Regions from separate parts of the Mus musculus genome. Here region 1 is linked to region 2. The links are chromatin loops, found by intact Hi-C in ENCODE. Cell type or tissue: gastrocnemius. All regions are shown on one strand. Links, peaks and the distances in the headings refer to the core of each region. The heading gives the core; the rest is flanking DNA. Region 1 overlaps Kmt2c (lysine (K)-specific methyltransferase 2C). Region 2 overlaps Kmt2c (lysine (K)-specific methyltransferase 2C).

Region 1 (9,337 bases), core at 3,607-7,606, 50 kb before region 2:
CATATGTGCACTCACAAGCTGGAAAGAGCTTCATTCTATTGACATAGCTAGGAATTCTTAACTGTAAGGTAAGAGAGAAAGAAGACCCTATATTCCAAACCCCAAGTGAACTTCCATGTCGTTACAGAAACATCTATCCTGTTGCTGCTGTGTACAGTGACAAGTTTCCCCATTAATAAATTAAGAGACTTAGATTAAATGGACATCTCAGAACAGAGGGAGTTACCATATTTTCCACAAAGGAATAAAATTCTAAAGAAGTTCATACATACTATTAACTAGTTGGATAGCAAATATATCTAATAAGGGAAGCTGATTCTCCCAGTAAGATTCTTGAGGGCAAAGAACTAATAGAAATCAGTGGTGAGCTTCCTGTAGCTTAGAGCTATTCTTGTCCATGATACCTCTGGTATCTATGATGGCTGATCTCTCATTTTCGATGTCTGTAAGTATCAATAAATCCAAGAAATCACACAAAGAGTTTAGAAAATAAAACCTCTGAAATATTTTATGTAGACATTTTCCCATAACCATTAATGTCTATTTGATTATTATGATATATATACTGCTTAAATTATATAAGGCTTTAAAAATTCACAAACTAATTTCACTTCAATAGTAACAATGCATTGGACAGTTAATATTCAAGAGCACTTTATACCTTAAATGCCTTTAAATACTATTGTCAAATTCTAAGCACATTTTTAAAAGAATCAACCTCTAGAGCTCCCTGGTACTAAATCACCAACCAAAGAAAACACATGGTAGGATTTGTGGCTCTAGCTGCATATGTAGCAGAGGATGGCCTAAGTCGGTCATCAATGGGAGGAGAGGCCCTTGCTCCTGTGAAGGTTCTATGTCCCAGTATAGGGGACTGCCAGGGCCAGGAAACGGGAGTGGGTGGGTTGGGGAGCAGCGGGAGGGGATAGGAGATTTTCGGAGGGGAAACTAGGAAAGGGGATAACATTTGAAATGTAAATAAAGAAAATATCTAATAAAAAAATAAAATGAAAAAAAAATCCAAACCAAACCAAACCAAGCAACCAATTTGTAAAAAGTAGCTTCTGATGCTGGGAGAAATGGTTCAGTGGTTGAAAGCATGGGCTGCTCTTGCAGAGGACCGAGGTTCAATTCCCAGTGCACAGGGTGGAACATCAATTGCAGAAATCCAATGTTCTATAGTATAGGCTTCTGTGGACACCAGGTATGTGGTGCTCAGATACATATGCAGGCAACACACATGTATGCGCACGCAGGCATGCATGCGCACATTTAAAAAGTGGTTTCTACCTTAATTCTTCATGATTATTATGAGGCGGTGTTGGAAGTGAGGCAGGAACATCCACAGTCTTCGGGCCTTGAGCAATAGCTCGAGCCAGCAAGTCATCCTGAGGTCTGAAAGGCAGCTGAAATGGCTTCGGTCCTAAAGCTCTGGCAACTGCAAGAGCAAACAAATAGAATCAAAGTATGTAGAACAGAGTAGATACAGAGGGAACAGTTCAGTTCTGCAGACACTTCAGTATACACATAGCTTTCAAAGGTAGATACTTCAGAGCTGTAAGATTTGGATGCTATTGTCATACCTTCATGGCTCACCAACACGCCAGCTTTTCCAGCAAGTTCTTCAGTCGTTGCAAAACCATTTGCCATCTTCTGGCAAGCCATAGGAGGTGGTGTAGGAGGAAGAGAGGCAGGGGGTGTTGGAGGATTACTTAAATTATTCTGCTGCAGGAGACCAAAAAATTTTAAATTATATGCTACTGAGCAAATATGCATTGACCTTGCTAAAACCTAATTCTGAGAATTTTTAGCACAAGGAAGCAAGGCTACAGGAAACATAATCTAGAGGCATCTCCAGTTCCAAATGCACAAGAACAAAAATATATATACACAGGGCCACGAGGTTATCAAATACAATGCTGTTACCCATTTGCCTACTTGGCCCAGCTTGAGCATTCAGCTTTGAAATGAAGAACCTAATTTTTGTTATACTTAATTTTGTATAATTGTTCTCAAGTTTCATCATTAAAATAACCAATAAAAAGCAGTTTTAAAATTGACTAAGTTGCAAAAAGTAGTTAAACGTTCCTTTTTTCTATTTTTATTAAAATATGAAAATACAGCATTTGTCTTTAACCTAATTTACATCTCAGATATGAGAACCTGGACTGTCCAAGATCTCTAAAAGAAGCAAAAAGAAAAAAAATAAGACTAAAGTTATCAAATATACTAACAAATACAGTTCACTTTCAGTTCTCTCTCTCTCAGCCTTACATATGCCACTGTTTGTCATTTATGGCTTGGTCTCCCCAAGGACTGCTGGAATCACCTGTAGTAACTACACAGAATACTGTAGTGCAAGGGGAGGTTACAAGAGTAACACTGACAAGCAGCCTGAACTGAGGAAGGCTAGCTGAAGAACAGGGCCGTAAGTACAGCAAAGGGAACTTGGAGACAATTATCTTAAGAACAAAACAAAAGCCACCAGGAAAACAGACACTCACATATTTCTCAAAATAATTGTTTTGTATAGGACAGATGCAAAGTGAAGTAATCTTATGTTATCATAAAAATATTTAAAACGTAGTATTACCTTGACTAACTTATGCTATTTTGGTAACCTAAGAATTAGTGCATAATTTCAATTAGCACCTAAATTATTTAATGAAATATATTAAAGTTTTTAAAATTCATTTTCCAAGGTAAAAGCTAACCATACATTTTAGTCCCACTATGTACCGTCAATTCAATTCATTTTAAGAGTTAACAAAGGTTACAAGGAAAAGTGTGTTTCCTTTACTATAGAAAGGATATAATGGATATTTTCTACCATTTGCATTCTCATCTCTTGAAAATTTGAAGCATACATGTTAGAAATACTTGACCAGATATATTTTTAATCTTTTAGCTGAATCTAAGTTTCAGTGTATCTTGGAGACTTTATGTAAACTAGATGCAAAGCTAAGCCATACTCCCCAGTTGTGGGATGCTCTCCAATCTGAGGCAAGGCAGCACCCTGGCAAAGAGACATACCTTGTAGATCAACTGAGAATAGTAGTCTGAGACCCCTTCAAGGGCGGCACTGCCAAAAGTTCCTAGAAGTCGAGTCCCACTATTAAATTGGCCACTGCCATAAGGAAGAAAGTGCGCAAAGTTCACTCCAATGATCGGTTCCATTAGAGGGAGCAGAGAGAGCTGCTATTAAAAAACACATTTAAAAGTAATGTACATGATTAACAAACATGGAAGTGTTTCTGGGCTTTCTAAGACCTGAAGTCAAATAAGGATTGTGAAAAATAAGACTTAAAAATCTCAAGATTCAAAATGCTGGAAACTACAGAAATCTCTGGGATATACATCAAATAAGTTTTATTCCCTCTGTTAAAGAGATGCCATCATGTGCCTCATAAGAAAAACATGCTCTTTATTTTTGCTCAGTAAGAACCAGGGTAAGAATGGAGGCCAAGCACCACCAATGGGAACAGAGATGGGGAGGTGTGTCCCTCTCCATTTTTGCTTGCAATGAGCTATGAGAGTTTAAAATGAGAGTCCATGGCTGCATTTCTTTGGGTTCAGAGTCACAAGAAAAGGGGGATACAAAGGTTCCTGGTGTTGAGGCTGCTCCATCTGAACATATGTAAATCTTGACTGACCATCACCTACCAATCCACCTACTAGAATGTAAATCTCCAATGCCAATAGGATAAAGTGTGGGTTTGCTAGCAAACAGAGTCTATTAGGTTCCTTGTCCTTTCTCCCTATTTTAATTAGAAACTAATTGTAATAAGGTGAAAATCTCCATTTCCTAGGATTGAAAAGGCAACACTTGCTCTCTCCCCTCCTGGAAGTGGCAAGGGCTGTTCTGACAGCTCACCTGTTTCAAGTGGGTGAAGGAGTCAGAGCTGGAGTACATAGCCTGCTTTTCCTCTTCATCCTTCTTCCTTTTCTTTGAGCGAGGTGCTGCTTTTTCCCCCGTCCTTTGAGTCCGTTTGCTTCGCTGTTTCTTGTTTTCACTTGCTCCATCTGTTTTTGGCAACTGGCTGTTGCCACCTCCAAAACCACCTTGCATTTGAGCCCCCAAAGTTTGCTAATGTAATTGGAAAGGTTAAGAAGTAAGTAACTTCCCACATGTTTGATTCTTAGTTCATGCTAGACCAGCTCCAACTTGTGACTCATATTTCTAACATGGCATCCCAATTTAAAGGGGGGAAGTTACAGAATGAAGTTGTTTTCTGAAAATAACTGTTCCCTCTTCCCTCTGCATTAAGGTATATTAAAATATGAAAAATAGCGCCAGTCTCAGCAACCAGGAGATTGCAGAACTAGAAACAAGAATGAAGTATAGCTCCTCACTATCTAAGCTGAGACCAGGGAAGCACCATGCCAGATGAACGAGCAGCTTCTGAGCTGTGTTTTTGGCAATTTATTTCCCCTCCCCCCATAGGAACTAAGACCTGTTGCAATCTGAGATGTGAAGCTAATTCACAGGTTCCAGGAACATCTTAAGCTCATGCACCAGAGGTAAGAAAAGAGCAGCTAGAAAGCTCGAAGACGTCATACTGGCCCCTCAAACTAGTGTCAAAATCTATGCTTGAATGAAAAACGTAATGGCTACGTACACAGATAATAGCAAATTAATTTTTCCTTTGCTTTTAAAAATGATTTATTTATTTAATGTGTTTGAATATCTTGTCTATGTGAATACAATGTATAGACACCATATGCATGCCTGGTGCCTGTGAAAATCAGAAAAGAGCACTGAATCCTCTCAAACTGGAGCTACAAATGGTTATAAGCCACTATGAGAGGCCCTCTGCAAGAATCATTAATTCTCTTAACCATTAAGCCATCTCTGCTCTAGGTCCCTTCCTTTCCTTTTGCTTTCATGGTCACAAAGATGTAAGAGTAATACAGGCCTTGAAAAAGGTTTTATCTAAGTCCAGAAGTACCAATATCAAAACACAGGAATATTTTTCACGCTTTCTTATTTCTAAAACTATTATTAATGGTTTGCTAAGAACAAGTATAATTGAAAAACTTAGTGAAACCATTTAACTTTTAAGTGTTTTGAAAATTAGATTTTCTGATTGTTATAAAAACATCACATGGGTGGCAAATTATAAAGGAAAACAGGGTAATAATTTTAGCCTATGAACCATGTGGTCTGTGTGAACTATGGGTTCTGATACAGTACTGCAAAAACAGCTGTATAATTTTTATAAATGAGTTGGCCATGGTCCAATACAACTTTTAAAATTCATGAACAAATTTAAATTTCATATAACTTCATTTATTAATAATTACTACTACTTTTTCTTCTTAGCTCATACAAAGGGAGGAAGTTGAAGTAGGCTTATATTGCCTCTGCCTGGGTAGAACCCTGATTCTCCAAGAGCAGTATCAGAGCAACACAGCAGCTCCTGGGACTGATTAGAAATGCAGATTCCCTGGTCCAGCCTACACAATGAACCAGCAATGTCTGTCTTAACAGGCTCACCAGATGACTATCAGCAGGCCTACAGCACTGAGTCACCAGGGCAATCTCGCTGAACAGTGCGTTCTGATTTAGGAACACAGCAGCACAAACAAATCTGGTATGCTCTCAAACCACCCGGGGACCATGGATGCTGATGTCCTTAAAGACATGCAACTTTTGTAATTGGCTTATGAAAGACTGAGCAGGCAAGCATGTTAAGTTTGCATAACTCAGCCACTTTAGACGCTTTACAGATAGTATCTCTAACTTTTATAATTATTCTACAAAGTAAATCCAGCTATGTTTCAAAAGACGAGTATAAAAGATCACAAAAGATTTTGAATTTTTTGTTTACTAGTTTGTGTAAAAGTTTCACTTTGTAGCTCAGACTGCCCTTGACCCTGCAGCAATCTTCCTGCCTCAAGTTCCTGAGTGCTGAGATTACAGGCAGGTACCACCATGCACAGCTTCAAATGGTTTGTTGTTTTAATCACAAGGATCAAGAGCATACACCTCATGCTCATTCTAATCTCTTAGCTTCTGCTTTCTATACTTGACACGTGCCTGCTTCCCTGTGCCATTAAATAGTCTTGAATAACACAAATTGTAGTATGGACATGCTGATGGTAGTTCTTATGTGAGTCAAGCCCCCGCAACTAAGAGGTGAACGCATGGGCATCCACACATCTGTGGTTGGTCAAGTTCAGGAAGCTCATTACAAGATTTCAGAACTAAGTTTCACAAAGAAAAAGACATTAGAAAAGGATAGGAGAAAAGAAAGAGTTGCAGCACATGGGGCACAGAGGGCACTGTGGGCACAGGGCTGAGGGCATTCAGTATTCCCAGACACAAAACACCCTGGAGTCATCAGCCAAGGACTGGACCTGGAGAGCATATTGTAACAACTAGAAAAACACAACCACAAGATGCACTGTTTGCATGCACGAGACTCTCAAAGATTAAAGAGGAAGAAGAGACCATAACTGCCAATTAGACAAAAGTAACAACTGCGAGAATGCTCAATCTCTACTGAACGACAGGAGACAACAGAAGAGAGGAGAGCCAACACTTGCAAAACAACAAGTCTCATTATTCTTAAAATTGCAAACTTAGACAAGTAAAACTCTACTGTACTTCAATTACAATGTAAAAATTATAAAACCAAACTGAGCAGCACCCCAGGGAAGCTGTGTGAATGCACTAATAACCACTGATACTTATGAAAGACAAGGAGCAAAGCAACAAGCAGACCTATTCAAAAGGCAGAGAAACTCCTGGTTGTGAAACATCTTAATTAGGTTCACTGAAATGGGGGTCACTCTGTATTCAAAGTGTGTATTTAAAACTGTCTATAAATACAAATGGAAAGAAAATCCAATGTTAACACTTAAAATGGGTAGAATATCGATACATAGAAAACTACAAAGATGGAAATAGTATCCACATCTAAAATCATGTTATTTTTCTGACACAGTAAGTTCCCAATAAGAGACATCCCTGAGAGTACTCAAGGAAAGTAAGACAAGTACAGGAGCTGTCTTCTAAATTTTAGAGAGGCTAATAGAAATTATGCACTTATTTATAATAAAGATTCACACATACTTCCTTTGCTATAGTTAGTCCAACTTGGTTATGATAACCAGCTGAAAGGCACACATAATGATTCATGTTTACTTTATATAACAAGCAAATGAGTCACTCATATATTTTGTAAATATAAGTAAAAACAGGGTTCTACAGAAATAAAAACAAAACAAAACAAAAAACCATGATTCTTTGCACAAGAAAGTTTAAAATTAGAAATTTGTTGATACTAATCTACTGCGATAGCTTAAAAACAGATACAGCTGTTTTCACAACTGACACTTACCAATCCTTCTGCTGGACTCTGCTTCTCAATCAGTTTACCATCCTTTGTAGAACTTTCATCTGAAGATAAAGTGCCCTCAGGTTTCTGAGTTAGAAGGGAAGAGGCCTTCTTATTTTTTAACAAGTGCTTCAATAGCTCATTTCCTGTATCTCCTTTGGTAGTAGGGGTTCCGACAGGATGGGAAGGACACTGTATTGAGGAGACAGGACCAGCTACAATGTCTTTGATCTTATTACCAGTTTTCTCTTCCACTTTGGTATCCTCCTGACTTGGCTGTGTCTCAGCCTTTTCCAACTTTATTTCTTCAGTTTTGTTAGGGGTTTCCACGGAAGGCTTGTCTGCCTCTGCATTCACATGTGTTTGTTGATTTGAAGTTTCTTTTATGAATTCACTGTTGGGAAGTTTGTTTTCTGACTCTATGCAAGGCTGGCCTGCTGACACATTTGGAGTGGGTACAGGCACTGGCTCCACCGGCTCCTGTTGTCTTTGCTGAGGGAGCTCACTGGGTGAGCTCACCGCAGGAGTGGAGGTAGTTTCTGAGAGGCCTGGGGTTAGTGGAGCAGCGCAGTCAGAGTGGGGAGTTGACGGTGCTTTGCCGGATTCTGCATCATCATCTTTTTTCTTTTTTCTTGTTCTTTTCTTTTTCCCCTTTTCTTCTGGAATTATGTCAGAATATAACTGAATGAGAGACTGGCTGGATCCTGAATAATTCTGTCCCTGTGTTACAGCAGGGTCTTGGCCACAAGGGACATTGCTATTAGCTACTGGAGACGTTCCTGGTAAAATTGGTGTGAATGGAGGCCTCAGTGGAGACTGCTGAAAGCTGGACCCAGGAAGATTTCCATGTCCCGGCTTAACAGAATGAAAGTTTGGGCTCCCACCAGAAGCAGATGGTGAATCTGGAACAAAGGAGGGAGGCCCTACCTGCCTTTGCTCATTGGTTTGCATGAAAGTTTGGTTTGGGGGTGAGTTAACAGACCCTTGTTGGACATTCTGCTGCTGTAAAACTGGCCCTATTTGTTGCTGGTGTTGTGGAGACTGCTGAAGGGGTCGTGGAGGTTGCAAAAAGTCACAAGGTCTGTCAGAACCATAGAATGGCATCTGGGAAACAGGTGTCCTGTTGGCTAGCTCAGCACCCATCAGACAATGCTGCTCCATCTCCATCCGCTGCTGCAGAGCTCTCTGTCTGTCTACTTCTTGCATCAGTTGAACTCGCTGTCTTTCCTGCTGTTCTCGTAAGCGTTCCTTCCTCTCTCGCTCTTGAAAACTTTCACTGAAAGGATTGTTGTCATCAAATTCCACTCGAGGTGGTGGTCCATTCTGTGGATTTGCACTTGACACTGTCCCTGGGGCTGGTGTACAAGTTTTTAAAGATAGTTGGGCAATTGGGGGCTGAATTCTAGGAGGATTAAGGGGGAGGTGAGCAGAAGCACTGTTAGATTGCCATCCAGGTAAACTGGGCATTCTCGCAGGGCTGGTATGCCCTGAGATGACTGCTGTGTGCTGCTGGTGCTGAAGCTGCTGTGGCACCATGGGAAAGTTGGGTTGGCTCATGGTAAGTGAAGTGGCACCTGGAACTAGAGGTGGCTGGGGCTGAACCCCTGGCATGAGGATGGGAGGGGCTAGGGCACACTGTTGCTGCTGCTGCTGCTGTTTGATCCGATAATCTTCAATCAGCTCAGCATGCTCTTTCTGTTGTTTCCGAATCTGAAACAATGAAGTAATAATTACTCACACATATACAAGGTAGGCACCACACCAAAACACTGGCAGGTAATTTTTGGCCTATGAGCTGAATTGGATCCCTGGGGCCCACATAGCAGAGGCAGACAGCTAACTCCTAAAACTTGCGACCACATGTGTACTGTGGAACATCTGAGCATGTGCACACAAACAAAAATGTTAATTTTTTTCTTGTAAAAGTTCTTTGCATATTAAATATCCACAAAAGTTCAAGCATGAAAGTCACATGCTATTTAAACTATAACACA
Region 2 (9,337 bases), core at 2,716-6,715:
AAATATGGATTTCATGTAACAAAAAGATCTATTGAAGGAACAGACCATCTTCTCAGTAAATCCAAAAGAATGTCAAGTGTGCCTTCTATTATGGTTATTAAAAATTAAGGAACCTAGTTCATTGATATGTCACCTGTCTATATTTGAAAGCTAACACAGAGCTGGAAATGGAGAGATGGATCAGTGGCTAAGAGAACTTTCTGCTCTTCCAAAAAGTCCCAACATCAATATGGCGGCTCACAACTGTATGGAACTCTAGTTCCGGGAAATCAAATGCCCTCTTCCTCTCTGTGGTACACAGACACAGAGGCAAAACACCCATCGACATGAAATAAAAAAAAAAAAATTAGCATTTTACTTTATCGTGTTAAAAACACACAATTAAGCTCTTTTTGTTATTATTGTTGTCAAATTGTTAGGACATTTTAAAATGCAGGCTTAGTGGTTAGGGATGTACTTCAGTTAGTAGAGTGCATGCCAAGATGCATAAAACCCAGGGTTCGAAGACTAGCAAGGTAACAAGAGACTCTACCTGTACGAATGAATGAGAGGTTTTCTTGTAATAGAGGATTACTTCATCCATTTTGAAAAACAGATTAGAGAAATATATATATTATTTAAAGGGCCAACTGATTTAAAAAAAAAAAAAAGTCCAGAGCCAGGTATACTGGTGCATATCTTTTATTCTCATCACTCAGAGGACAGAGGCAGACAGATCTCTGTGAACTCAATGGCCAGCCTAGCCTAAATAGAAAGCTCTGGGTAAGCCAGGGATTCATAGTGAGGCCCTGGAGAAAGAGAAAGATCAGAGGAAAAGGAGAGGAGAAGGCAGGCAAAGAGCAAAGAAGGGCATAAAGACAATCCCCCCAAAGAGGAGTATTTTTTCTTTCCTGAGGAGATGATTCTGAGTAAAATGCTTGTTACTGCATGAGAATCTAGGTTTTCTAGGTACCAAAGTTAAAGCAACAGGGTATATAACTCAGGGCTGAGTGGATATAGGAGAGTGAGCAGAGATAGGTAGATTCCTGAGGCTCATGGCAAGCCAGAGAGGCCAAAAGAATGAGTGACCTCTATGGTGAATGATGAGACTCTATGGCAAAGAAAGAGATGGTATGTTGTGAGATGGCACAGCAGGTAAAGCATTTGCTGTATAACCATGAAAACCAGATTCCACAGTGGAAGAAGAGAACTAACTCCCAAAAGCTGTTGTCTGACATCAATGTTTATACCTTAGTAGACACCCACATACACAGAAATAATAATAAATAAAAGACCGGAAAGTATTTATTAAAGGAAGAGATCAGATGTTAATTTCTAAACACATATGCACAAGCTTCCTTGCTTACTTATCTCTAACACAGACCTAAAGGCTAAGCTCTCTAACTAGCATTCAGCCAGTAAGATACTAGTTAGTAGTCTAGGGACTGAGGAGACAGTTCAGTAGCTAAAGTGCTTGCTGTCAAACATGAAGATCTAAGTTCAACCCTTGGGATCCATGTTAACAATTCTGGTGGCCAATGCTTGTAAATCTAGTGCTGAGATTACGCCATGGCCCTACTGGCCAACTATCCCAGCACAATCACTGAACCCCAAATCACAATGAAAAAAAAATTAAAGGAGGACAGGTTTGGACCAACCTTGAGGTTGATCTTTGACCTCTACTTACAGTAAATGTGTGTTCACATCTACACTTCTACATACATACAAAAAATGAATGTCAGTAACCTAATTACTAAAGAAGAAAACTAAGCAAGTTATGTGGTAATTAAAAATGTATTTTATGCCGGTCATGGTGGCCCACACCTTTAATCCCAGCGCTTGGGAGGCAGAGGCAGGTGGATTTCTGAGTTCGAGGCCAGCCTGGACTACAGAGTGAGTTCCAGGACAGCCAGGGCTACAGAGAAACCCTGTCTTGGAAAAAAAAAAAGTATTTTATAAGGCAAAAGATTTATATAAGATCTGAAGATTCTTTGGTTTATTTGACTTAGTTCTCTCACTAATTGTGGTAAGCAATTATTGAAGTGATGATTTTGGGCTACTGAGAACTTTTTCAATAAAATTAAATGCAATAAATTCTATTGATAAATGGAAATATCAATAGGAGCTGGCTTGCGCATGTGCACATATATGGATGATTTTAAGTAGTATTTCCCATCCTGAAAGTATCATTGTTATGGCCAACAGCACACTTAGCAGTATGAACATGAAGATCTAAGTTCATCCCTTAGAATCCATGTTCAAAAAAGTAAGAAAGCATAATATTTATAAAGAGAGAGAGAGATAACATATTTTCTAAAGCTGGAACATAGCTCAGTGAACTATAACTGCCTGTGGCTACATGGTTCTGGCACTGATCCCTAGGACTGCACATATGCATATACATATATACACATATACATATGAATATATACACATGCCTTCACGAGAAAGAAATATCAAAGCACACCAAGAACAAAACAGATATTCATTCTTAGATGGAGCCTGGTAAATGTCATTTATAGGAATCAGTGAACAATTATACAGAATGAGTAGGATGTTAACAAAAACAAGCAGTTAAAAAAACCTCAATACATTTCCTAAGTTTGCAAACCACATAATAAATATAAAGCAAAATATTACTTGTAAATAAGCAGGAAAGGTTTCTTCAAGCTTATTTTTCCTTTTTCGGTATCTCTTCTTTATTTTGTCAGTGTTCTCAGCAACAGAAACAGGCTCATCAACTAGGGTATCTGGTAACTGCTCCCTCCAGCCTGAAATAAGAGCCATGTTTATAAATATGTGGTACTTGCTTTCTAGAAAAATACAGTAATTTCATAGCTTACCAGCATGCATAGTTATGTATAAACAAATAAGCTCTTACATTGTACAAAGATCTTAAAGCACATTTCTAAGTTTTGAACATCTTTAAAATTCTATTTCTTACCTCTCTAGTATTAGTAAAATTCCTACAATTCCTACAATTGTTTTGGGGGGACTTAGGGTCTGGGGTGGTGAAAAGTCTCATTAGGTAGCCCAGGCTGACCTGGAACTCATTCATAGACCTGGCTGGCCTTGAATTCAGAGATCTACTTACTTCTGTCTTCCAAGTGGTGGGATTAAAAATTGGAGGCTTGGCTCCAATTGTTTCAAAATAGCTAGCATTTGCATGCAAAGTAAAAACATGACTTGATAAACAGTATATTTACAAATTTCATAGGATGAAAACACCAGATATTCAGAACTATGAGGAGATGGCTACTCACAAGCTCCTAAAGAAAATTCAGTGGATATGGATAGCACATTTTCTTTTAACAGCTAAAGCCAGTTTGTTAAAGAAGTACAGCCACACCAACTCAATAGATCACCCCGCAGGATAAACAGCAAGTAGTTATCACATCATGGAATTTGTTTTTTAGCTTTTCTACCAAACATCAAACACTTCTCCTGAGAACTCAAAAGAAAAAGAAACAATGGCTGAGAGTTTGTTGCAATAAAACAAAACAAAAAACACCCCTGAGTCTGTGTAACACAGGAAGATGAAACTGCTTGAAGATCTAGGATTTTAGCTAAAGTAGCTCTAGGAAAGTAGGACCTCAGCTTGAAAGTAAGAGCTGAAAATTTCTGAAAGAAAACATCTTCAATTAAGTTCTTAAAATTTCTAAACTACCCTATGTACACCAAACATCATTGACTAACCCCTGTGAAAGCATGAACCAAAATGAATCTTCACTTCATTAAAGGGGGAGAAAAAAGATCTAAACAGAAAATGAGCCCCTCCCCACAAAAGGACTTTCTAGAGGAGAAATAATTAAATAAGCAAATAATGTATGCCCTCCACCTAGTAGACGATTAAATAATAAAGCAGACGCAGAGATTGGCAAAATCTTCAAACAATTTATATTCCAAATCAATTACATGAAGAAATAAACAATAGCTGAAAGCAGATAGTCTAATATGAATATAAAATAAACATCAAAAAGTTAACAGAAGAGTAAGAAACAATATTTGAAATTTAAAAATTCAATGAATGAATTTGCTTTAGTTTTACTAGGCATAAATGAAAATACTGAACTAAAAACCAAGTCTAAAATTTTTTCTAAATACTTGAAAACAGAGAAATTCTTTAAGTATTCTTAAACCCATATTAGGTTATATCAAAAATAAGTCTTCCTAAATTAAAAAAAAGTCATTAAGGTTTCAAAAAAGTACTAACTTGCATATGAAGGATGTTTTAAGGCATGCTGTGTTATGCATGCTGGAGGACTTTTTGGTTTTGGTTTTTCAAGACAGGCTTCTAATACATTTACGTAGCAGTGACTGACATGAAACTCCCTCCATACACCAGGCTGGCCTTGAACTCAGATCTGCCTGCTTTTGCCTCCTGAGAGCCAGAATTAAAGGCATGTACCACCGCTGCCTGGCCAGAGCACTCAAACTTATACAAAGGGCTATCTTAAACAAAGACTTAGCTTTCTTAAGCAAGGTTAACAAAATGTACCAATGTATTTATAAAATATAATAAAATAGATTTGTTGGGCAATTAAATAGCCTGTAAGTTTGATCGTATATTAGGTCAATAAGGCAGGTAAAGAGAGGCCTTTGCTAAAGTAGGCAGAGAGTATCTGATACAACTGAGTGAGTTAATTCTTCTACTCTTCTAATATAGCACAGGAAGCATCTAACAGAGTGAGTGGTAAGGCCTTAAAATGTCAAAGCAAAGGTGAGGAGCGTAGACCATCATAGAATGTGAGCTTAGCACCAAAGCAATAAAGGGAATGTGGGGAAATGGCATGTGTGTGTTAAGTGTGGCACTGGCAAGGCTGAGGCAGTATATTAGTTTGAGGTAGCCGTGGCCCATGTAGGGAAATCGCCACGAGGCTGAACTAAAAGACCAGACTCTATCTTTTCCTCCCTCCCTCCCTCCTTCACTCTCTCTCCTCCCAACAAACCCAAAACAAAAACAAAAAACTCAAAAGACTATATTTTATTAGATTGAAACCATAATGCTGCATGTAGCATTATTATGGTAGCGACCACTCATTCCAACGGAGTATCAATCCCAAGGAGTTAAACCAAAGAAAATTGGCACATACCATCATCTCTGCTAGGTAACTGCTCAGAAATAGAGCCGGAAGAATCTTTTCTAACCACAGATCTTTTGGCTTTTCCTTGTCCTGTTCGACTTCTTTGTCGTACCATAAATCCACCAATACCTATATAAAACAGAAAGTGCACAAGTGATAAATAATTCTAGAATTCTCTAGTACAAAGAATGACTTTGTCTTTAATGGTGAAGTTTTTTCAAAATTCAATTGTATGTTTAATATAAATTAATAATCTCTTTTCATGTGTATGAGTATATGTATGCAGGTCTGAGTCTATGTGTAGAGGCATGGGTGTGTATGGGTGTGTGTGTGTGTGTGTGTGTGTGTGGATGGGTGTGCATGTATGTGTGTGGAGGCCAGAAACTGGCCCTGGATCTTATCCTTGATCTCTCTCTACCTTATACACTGCAGCAGAGTATGTCACAGGATTCAAAATGATATCATGAATAATTAAGTTCCTTTAAAAATTTCCAGATCATTTTTATGTATGTGTATTTGTGTGCTTATGTAAATTTATATGAGTTATGTTAGTAACCCTTGTCTCTGACTCCTTAATAAATGGATTATAGTACATGGTGACCCGACTAGTTTTTATATGGGTGCCGAGTACTTAAACTTTGCTCAGTCTTATGCTTCCATAGCAAGCACTTTACCTGCTGAGCAATCCCTATATCCTTGCATCTCATTTTTGTGCAAAGTAGAGAAGGCTGGAAGTAAAAATAAATGTCAAAACCAGTGTTATTATATCAAACATGAAATACAACTTGCCAGTATATGGAAAGAACTACTTAGATTTCCTGTTCTAGACAAGATCAAATTAAAAACCAAATAAAACAATAGAGCTTGAATATTAAGGAGCTGATACGTCTCTTTCCCTTCCATAATTGTTAAGTTACACTTCCTGAGAACAGCACAGCAGACCAGCATGCACGGTGAGAATGAAAACTGAACTAAAATACACTAACCCTCATTGATCAATATGATTTCAGTGGTGCTGCCTAGCCTTCCCATGTGAGAAAGGCCAGAAGTCACATGATACACGAAGCTAGGAACACAGAATTCTACTAACTCAACTCAGGTAAGTCATTTTACTTTACAGTACTGTAATCCATTAACTGTCAAATAGCTATAATACATAGTAGCTCTTCCCATATCATAAATATAAGCAAAATGAAATTGGTAAAATGCTTAGCAAATTTTACAGCACCAAATCTCATAAGCTTTTGTTGTGATCTTCTTGTCCAGTAAATTGCTTTATAATGCCCCCAAATAAAGGGATGTGGATGTCACCCACATGTGATAGATAAAGCAGCTTAGACAGAAAACATCATTCTAAAAGATGATGTTCTAAAAGAAATATGCTCCACCTAAAAGCACAAATATACTTGGAAACATAATAATTAAAAAGACATAATATCAGAGCTATTCACTAAGAGTCCTGAAGAACACAAATGCAAAATTCTGACAGAGATTGCATTAATCTAATGCTTTATGACTAAAAACAGACATCAATAAATGTGGCCTACAACTTTTGGTGAGAGACTTCAATACCTTTTTTTAAAATAATGAAAAATGCTTTTTTTTCTACCAATGAAATATACCAGAGAAGAAAGATTTACGGGCAGAGAGGTGGGTCAGTGGTTATAAATCTTATAATTCTTGCAGAGGACTTGAGTGTGGTTCCCAGCACGTACATGGCATCTCATAGTTCTAACTCCAGTTTTACAATCTCGGGTACACTCGCTCACATAAGCTCACACATACACATAAATAAAAAAATGAACTAAAAAAATGAGAATGGTATCAACTGCACTAGAGATTCAATAAGACAGAAGAACCTTGTTTTGTTCACATTTAAGCCTATATAATTACTGAAATAAAAACATAAAACTATTCAAAATGAACGCTTAAAAGAGGATTGATGAAGAACATTATTTATGTTCAACCTTTAAAGCGACTGATGAAGAAAATACATGAATTGCTTTAAAAGCTGAACATAAATAAAAACCAACTAATAAATGGTTAACATTTGGGATAATGATTTATTGTCAAGTAGTTACACTTTCAATGTAAAGGATCCATCAGTCCCATGTAAGATGCTAAACATAGCCCCAATTATAAGTCATCATTATTATTGTTCCAAATGTTATTATTGGTAAATTAGCAAAAGTTTTGTTATACTGAATTATCTACCTCGGGGCCTAGAGAGATGGCTTAGCAACTAAGAACACTGGCTGCTCTTCTGAAGGATCCTAACAGTTCGCAGCACCCACATGGCTTCCAGGGTATCTGACACCCTCTTATGGCCTCTGTGGACAGTAGGCATTCACATGATGCATTTACATACACACAAACAAAACACTAATACACATTTCAGTAGGGGTAGGGGGAGAAACAGAGACAGACAGACCGAGAGAGAGACTAGTTGGTATACTCTACCTGGTCTGTATGGTTTTCTTTTCCTCTTTTTTATGGCATCTGTTCCTTCTATTCCCTTAGTTTCATCATCTCCAGCTTCCCGCTCAGGACTAGATTCAGATTTTCCATCACAATCCATAAGTTCTCCTTCTAGAAAATGTAAATATACAAAGAAACTGCATATTCTATCAAATACAGAAAACTTAAAAACTACAAAAGAAAACAAAACAACAACAACAACAAAAAAAAAAAAAACCAAGCAAAGTAAAACATCACCAAGCCATTCTAATAACCTGCACTGAGAGTGGCTGAGAAGTAAAGAGAAGACAGTAGGTGCCCAAGGATGGGGTGGGAATCATCCTGCCTGTGTTGTGTTCCCAGGGAGTGTGTGTGGCATAATGACCCAGGCTCAGGCAGCCAAATCTCTGAGTTCAAAACCAACACAGTCTACACAACTAGTTCCTGGGTTGCCAGGGCTACACAGAGAAGCCCAGTAAGAGGGAGGAAACAAAGAACTCAAAAGGATCACTTTCTTGTTTATTTTAGTTTGTTTTTGTTTTTAGTAATCTTTGTGTTTAACATCAAGAATTAAGACTCAAGATTTAGCCAGGAAGTGGTGGAGCACACCTTTAATCCCAGCACTTGGGAGACAGAAACAGGTGTATTTCTGAGTTTGAGGCCAGCCTGGTCTAAAAAGTGAGTTCCAGGACAGTCAGGGCTACACAGAGAAAACCTGTCTCGAAAAACCAAACCAAACAAACAAACAAAAAGATTCAAGATTTATGTAGTTAGTCTACTGATAAGACTTCAAATTTTGTCATATAATATTCATTTAATAAATACCCCCAAGTGATAAAACATGATTAAAAATGATTATGGCTTTATTTCTGAGTAAAATGAAAATAATCACTCCAAAATAAACACACCAAATGTAGTCATCTTGGAAATAAACATAAATTGTGTTATATTTAATGTTGCTATTAAAACTCTTTGTTACATCACAATTTCAGATAGAAAAACCTATTCTATTCCGATCAAAGAAAATGTTTATAAATCAACAGTTTACAAAGTTTAGAGGATGGCTTATGCTGACAAATCAGCAAACTGAAAAGAATCGCTCTGAATGACCTACCTTATAAGCTACACAATCATACTGCTCTTAGAGATTTCAATCACAAGTCATTCCATATGAGAAAATATGCATACACAAATCTAAGAACACTCAGAGAGGAAGTGTCCCAAGAAAATTAATGAGCATTACCTCGACTATCATCCATTTCACCATCTCTTGAATGTTCTGACTGGATGTCTGGAGGGGTCTGAAGGACAGCCACACTATTCTGATTTATAATCTTCAATTTCAGTTTTGGTTTTGTGCGTTTTCTCCTGGGAGCTGTGACTGTGAGGCTCTGTAGCTGACTCATCCCTGACTCGGTCAGACACACACCATCCTGGGTGTAGGTCTTAGGGGGGTCTAAGATTACAAACCCAAGGACACACATTGAAGCTTTCATTTTAAACTGACTGATAAGTTGATTAATATTCCAAAATCTACACGGCAAAAAGATACAACTATATACTTATTCAGCAATTATCTACAAAATGCACAAACTGAAGATGTTCAGTGACACTGAAAACACTGATAACTTTTTAGGACTACAGGAATGTATGTTAACAAAAAAGGGGGTGGGTTTACTGAAAGCATCTTGGCTTCCATGAACATGGGAAGAAGATCCTGGAGCTAAAGCTGCTGCTGCAGCCACTCAAATAATAAGCTTTCTCCCAGTGAAGTCCAAAACGTAAATAAGAGAAATGAATATACTTCAGAAGCCCAT

Evidence for each region. Peaks named below come from ENCODE experiments on the same cell type or tissue, not always from the same donor. Only the 100,000 strongest peaks of a DNase experiment are listed, where the experiment ranks them.
Region 1: a loop joins it to region 2, with 2.4 times the contacts of the local background. A loop is called at or near these places in 3 of 42 quality-filtered maps.

The regions. Positions count from the first base shown.
Region 1 is chr5:25,291,524-25,300,860 of GRCm38, forward strand. Kmt2c (lysine (K)-specific methyltransferase 2C) reads right to left here. Exons shown (of 59, transcript NM_001081383.2): 43 at 7,347-9,053; 44 at 3,875-4,087; 45 at 1,584-1,725; 46 at 1,291-1,438. Among named protein-coding and RNA genes, the nearest start is that of Galnt11, 73 kb to the left of the region's middle. In gastrocnemius, for the core only: no CTCF peak of the experiment used is centred there; no DNase peak of the experiment used is centred there; H3K27ac peaks cover 557 bases.
Region 2 is chr5:25,342,289-25,351,625 of GRCm38, forward strand. It overlaps Kmt2c (lysine (K)-specific methyltransferase 2C), which reads right to left. Exons shown (of 59, transcript NM_001081383.2): 23 at 8,764-8,976; 24 at 7,524-7,652; 25 at 5,073-5,192; 26 at 2,620-2,750. Among named protein-coding and RNA genes, the nearest start is that of Galnt11, 120 kb to the left of the region's middle. In gastrocnemius, for the core only: no CTCF peak of the experiment used is centred there; no DNase peak of the experiment used is centred there.